Linked DNA regions of Homo sapiens: region 1 is linked to region 2. A link is an interaction called in ENCODE POLR2A ChIA-PET data of the cell type or tissue named here. Cell type or tissue: Caco-2. All regions are shown on one strand. Links, peaks and the distances in the headings refer to the core of each region. The heading gives the core; the rest is flanking DNA.

Region 1 (2,908 bases), core at 242-2,741, 140 kb after region 2:
TTTTTTTTTTTTTTTTTGAGATGGAGTCTCGCATTGTCACCCAAGCTGGAGTGCAATGGTGCGATCTTGGCTCACTGCAGCCTCCACCTCCTATATTCAAGCGATTCTCCTGCCCCAGCCTCCTGAGTAGCTGGGATTACAGGTGCCTGCCACCACGCTAGGGTAGTTTTTTGTATTTTTAGTAGAGACGGGGTTTCACTATGTTGGCCAGGCTGGTCTCAAACTCCTGACCTTGTGATCTGCCTGCCTCGGACTCCCAAAGTGCTGGGATTACAGGCGTGAGCCACTGCATGTTCGGTCTCGTTGTACTATTCTTTCTGCTATGAGAATACGTTTTTTAGGCTGGGCATGGTGGCTCACGCCTGTAATCCCAGCACTTTGGGAGCCGAGTGGATCACCTGAGGTCAAGAGTTTGAGACCAGCCTGGCCAACATGGTCAAACCCCATCTCTACTAAAAATACAAAACTTATCAGGGTATGGTGGTGCACACTTGTAGTCCCAGCTACTTGGGAGGCTGAGGCAGGAGAATCACTTGAACCTGGGAGGCAGAGGTTGCAGTGAGCCAAGATCCTGCCATTGTACTCCAGCCTGGGCGAGAATCCATATAAAAAAAAAAAAAAAAGAATGTATGTTTTTTAGATTTATGAATGAATGAATGAGTGAATTCAGCACATCCTTCCAAATTCCCCAGGTATAGCAATGGCTAAGAATAAAATCTTTTTCTAGCACCTGCCATTCTGGAGCTAGGGGCATTCTAAAGTTCCAGGGAGTCTTTCCATTTAACAGATGGAGGAAAGTGAATTTCAGAATACAGGAGCAACTTCTGGGCCACACTCTAAGCAAATGGTTAGGGCAGGATTCGAGGCTGCATGTGGGAGCCTCGAAACCCATATCTAGTGGGTCATGGCTGTCTTCATCTCTTGCACGCCTGTCCCATGTCTTCCCCCACCCCCAGAAGCTTACCAAAGCAGTACTTTTTGTGGATACACTTGGGAGTGATCCTCTGGCAATGTAAACAGTCCAACACCTCTTCTTTTAGCAAGCCTAGGCAAGGGGAAAGGGAGAAGTAAGACAAGGGCAGATATCAGAGGACCGGCAAGGGTGGAAAGGAAGAAGGAGAAAGAGGAGATGGGGTCCCTTGGCTTCTCCTAAATTTCATAGGTCCCACTGCCCAGCAGAGGAACTAAGCAAAATGCACTGACAATTCACATAAAAAATAATTGTTATATAATCATTGAAGAACTAAATTCATCCAGTAGATTCAGCATTCTGCTTGTGGACATTTAATTAAACATTTGTTAATTCTGAGTTTGCACTTTTCTTTTTCTAATTTGGAGCCTCTTTTGCAGACACTGGTGAGATGTCTCCTCTTTGGGCACACTGCCTCCTCCTCTACTGGTGCATACAGGAGGGCTACATTTCCCAGGGTGCCTTTCAGTAAACTGTGACCATGTGACCTAGTCCTGGCCAATGGAAAGTGAGCAGGATCATGTGTGTCCCTTCCAGGCTTGGCTATACAACTCAGTGTGATTGCTATTGCTTTTCCTTTTGAAGCATGCTTAGAAGCTGCCATGTGTGTATAGCCTGGATCCCTGAGTCACCACCTGGACTGCCACTCAACTGTCAATGAAATTTGGGTGAAAGAAAAATAAACCTTTGTTGTGTTAAACCACCAAGATGTGAGGGTTTATTTGTTAATACAACATAGCCTATTTTATTGTGACTTACGTACCTTCAAAATGTTGTTTTGCAGATAGTCATTATTTTCATAAACCTTTAAAAAGCAAATCTCCCTAGGTACCATGGCTTTGGGGTAAGGGAACTGCCAAATGGAGTAAGGAGTGGTAGCCAGGCTTGATTTGGGGAGACAGGGTGAAGGGGGTTAGGAGGGTAGAGAAGGGAGAGATAGACGATCCAGAACTCACGGCAAAGTTTGGGGTTGCAGGCTGCAAGAGAAAATTGCTGAGGTGAGTTAAATTGGGATGGCAACTTGATAATTTAATTGGAAAGGGATCAGGAGAGCAGGTAAGGGGTGAGGCTGGGAAAGGAGAGAAGGGAAGATTGGGGAGAGATGAAGAAGGCTGAGCTATAGGGGAGGTGAAGAAGGAGTTTGGGAGAAAAAGTGGTAAAAGGGGATCAAGAGGTCAAGGGAGAAGAGGAGAGGGGATTGGTGGAGAGATATGCTGCACCTTTTAATTCATATGAAATTAAAACTTTCTTGAATTCCTTGATCACATTCGCCCTGAGGGTCACCAGCTCTTCCAGCAGAGGCTCATCTGAGGAGAGAAAGAGATCTCTGTGGGGTGGGAGGCACCCAGAAAGCCCACCCCACTACCTGAAGCTTCCAGGAGAAGAGATGAGGAAGCTCCTCTTCATTTATAAAGGGTAACCAAGACCAGGATTACTAAGGGTCCCCCAGGCAAATCTATGGCCAGGGAGATCCTGCATCTATATTCTGATTCACCGTGGGGCCTAGGCAAAGCCACCCTTCCTTGGCCTCACTTTCCTCATCTGGCAAGTGGATTTGATCTCTCTTCTCCTCTTCTTTTTTTTTTCTTTTTGAGACGGAGTCTCACTCTGTTGCCCAGGCTGGAGTGCAGTGGTGTGATCTCGGCTCACTGCAACCTCGGCCTCCCAAGTTCAAGCGATTCTCCTGCCTCAGCCTCCCAAATAGCTGGGATTACGGGCACGTGCCATCACACCTGGCTAATTTTTTGTATTTTTAGTAGAGACAGGGTTTCGCCATGTTGGCCAGGCTGGTTTCAAACTCCTGACCTCAGGTGATCCTCCCACCTCGGCCTCCCAAAGTGCTGGGATTACAGACGTGAGCCACCGCACCCGACCTCTTCTTTTTTGTGTCTACACTCACTCCTTCATGATTTCAATCCATATGGCTTTATATATTAC
Region 2 (2,879 bases), core at 380-2,879:
GTTAATATAAACATGGGCTTGTGATTTAATTTCACCTTGAAAGAGAATATTCATTTTTAAATTTTTTTAGAGATAGGGTCTCACTCTGTCACCAGGGAGGAATGCAGTGGCATAATCATGGCTCACTGCAGCCTCAAACTCCTGGGCTCAAGCAATCTTCCCAGGTAGCTGGAACTATAGGTATGTGCCACCACAACTGACTAATTTTTTAAGTTTTTTTTTTAGAGACGGGGTCTCACTATGTTGCCCAGGCTGGTCTGGAACTCCTGGCCTCCAGCAATCCTCCGGCCTCAGCCTCCCAAACTGCTGGGATTGTAGGCATGAGCTACCACCCTGGCTGCAAGAGACCATTCTGATCAAACCCTTTTCCTTTATTCACTGTAAAGGCTGGCTTCTGTTGCAAATGCAAACAGTGGAGTCCTTAAAATCACAGGTTTGGCCCCAGGCTGCCAGATTTCAATCCCAGATCTGCTACATGCTGGGCAAGCTACTTAACCTCTCTGTGTCACAGTCTACCCCACTGTAAAATGGGGCTTCTCCCAGCTCCTATCTGATAGAATGGTCGATGAGGTCTAAATGAATACATTTATATGAGGTGCTGAGAACAGGGCCTGGCCCATAGAAAGCCTTTTATGTTAGTGCTTGCTGTGACCATATCATGCCTTGTACCCAAGTTACTATATTCCAGTCATTAATATTTCTATTCTTCCCTTTCTTCTTTGATAGGAAGTTCTGAGCTCCTCAGGCCTGTCTATTTCCTCTAGGTACTGACTTTTGAAATTATAGAGCTTGTCCTTAAAAACCACAGGCCATCCCCATCAGCTGGTGAAAGAAATCTCAGCCACATGAGGAGAGAAGGGGTCCTGGATTCCTTTTCCTCAGGCTGCAGAAGAGCAGAAACACTCTGTGGCATAAATCTGCCCTTCTGTTTTTTCAAACAAAGGAGTCATGTAAGACATCTGGACTGCAAAGGCTGTTGGTCAAGTATCTTTTACTCTCTAGAAAGCCAGTCATTCTAACTTAAGTTAGCCAGACTAACTTAGTGATTTGTTGTCCTGCTAATAATATGTAAAATAACATCTCTTTCTCAAAGGCACAAATACTGGTGAGCATTTTTGTGAAGCTAGAGGTCTCACTGCCTCTTCCCTCTCTGCCAGGCAAACCTGGGTGTTGACACTGGTGTCACAAGACCAAATTGCCTAGATGTACCCAATAAATATATACACCTACTATGTACCCAGGTAAATTAAAAATTAAAAAAAAGGCCGGGCGCGGTGGCTCATGCCTGTAATCCCAGCACTTTGGGAGGCCGAGGCGGGCGGATCACGAGGTCAGGAGATCGAGACCATCTTGGCTAACACGGTGAAACCCCATCTTTACTAAAAATACAAAAAATTAGCTGGGCGCGGTGGCAGGCGCCTGTAATCCCAGCTACTCGGGAGGCTTAGGCAGGAGAATGGCATGAACCCGGGAGGCGGAGCTTGCAGTGAGCCGAGATAGCACCACTGCAGTCCGGCCGGGGAGAAAGAGCGAGACTCCGTCTCTAAAAAAAAAAAAAAAAAAAAAAGAAAAAAAATTAAACAAAAATTTTTTCTTTTCTGAGACGGAGTCTCGCTCTGTCACCCAGGCTGGAGTGCAGTCGCGCGATCTCGGCTCACTGCAACCTCCACCTCTCGGGTTCAAGCGATTCTCCTGCCTCAGTCTCCCGAGTAGCTAGGATTACAGGCGTGGGCCACCATGCCTGGCTAATTAAAAATATATGTATTTTTAAACTGTATAGAGGCTGGTGCCTGGAAAGTTGTATTAGCGAGAAATAATGTGTGATTGTGATAAACTACTAAGATTTAGAAGTTGCTTGTTGCTGAAGCCTAGCCTAGCCAGACTGTACACTTCTTTTTTATTTTTTAGCAACAGGGTCCCACCCTGTCACTCAGGCTGGAGTGCAATGGCATGATCATGGCTCACTGCGGCCTCGAGCTCTTGGGCTCAAGCCATCCTCTCACCTCAGTCTCCCAAGTATCTGGGACTACAGGCATGTGCCACCATGCCTGGCCTTTTTTTTTTTTTTTTTTTTTTTTTTTTTTTTTTTTTTTACTTTTTGTAGAGATGGGGTCTTGCTATGTTGCCCTGGTCTCGAACTGCTGAGCTCAAGCTCAATCTTCCTGCCTTGGCTTCCCAAAGTGCTGGGATTACAGGTGTGGGCCACCATGCCTGGTCTAGACTTCTTATGTGAACAAAGCGTTTGTTTAGAAATCTGTGATGGTTTTATTTATTTTGAGACAGAGTTTCACTCTGTCACCCAGGCTGCAGTGCAGTGGCACGATCTTGGCTCACTGCAACCTCCGTCTCCTAGGTTCAAGCGATTTTCCTGTCAGTGTCCCATGTAGCTGGGACTACAGGTATGCGCTACCACACCCAGCTAATTTTTTTTTTTTTTGAGATGGACTTTTGCTCTTGTTGCCCAGGCTGGAGTGTAGTGGTGCAATCTCAGCTCACTGCAACCTCTGCCTCCCAGGTTCAAGCAATTCTCCTGCCTCAGCATCCTGAGTAGCTGGGACTACAGGTAGGCGCCACCATACCTAGCTAATTTTTATATTTTTAGTAGAGATGGGGTTTCACCATGTTGGCCAGGCTGGTCTCGAACTCCTGACCTCAAGTGATCCACCCGCCTCAGCCTCCCAAAGTGCTGGAATTATAGGCGTGAGCCTCCACACCTGGCAGAAATCTGTGATGGTTTTACACGGCTTCGTGTTAAATAGAATTTCCCCAGATGCTGACTGCCCTCCAATAAAGATGCCTCCAGGATGCAGCAAGTGCCTAACCAGGTGAGCCCTGCCATACCTATGACAACGTTCCTTCTGGGAGTAAAGCTGGCCAGC

The links. Peaks named below come from ENCODE experiments on the same cell type or tissue, not always from the same donor. Only the 100,000 strongest peaks of a DNase experiment are listed, where the experiment ranks them.
Region 1: POLR2A ChIA-PET joins it to region 2 with 10 read pairs; 3 of 35 experiments call an interaction of 5 or more read pairs at or near these places.

Annotation. Positions count from the first base shown.
Region 1 is chr19:50,157,304-50,160,211 of GRCh38, forward strand. IZUMO2 (IZUMO family member 2) reads right to left here. Exons shown (of 7, transcript NM_152358.3): 3 at 2,191-2,277; 4 at 1,927-1,947; 5 at 965-1,045. Among named protein-coding and RNA genes, the nearest start is that of IZUMO2, 4.5 kb to the right of the region's middle. In Caco-2, for the core only: no CTCF peak of the experiment used is centred there; a DNase peak (open chromatin) is centred at 1,464.
Region 2 is chr19:50,017,621-50,020,499 of GRCh38, forward strand. All of the region lies in intron 2 of VRK3 (VRK serine/threonine kinase 3), which reads right to left. Among named protein-coding and RNA genes, the nearest start is that of VRK3, 6.3 kb to the right of the region's middle. In Caco-2, for the core only: no CTCF peak of the experiment used is centred there; no DNase peak of the experiment used is centred there.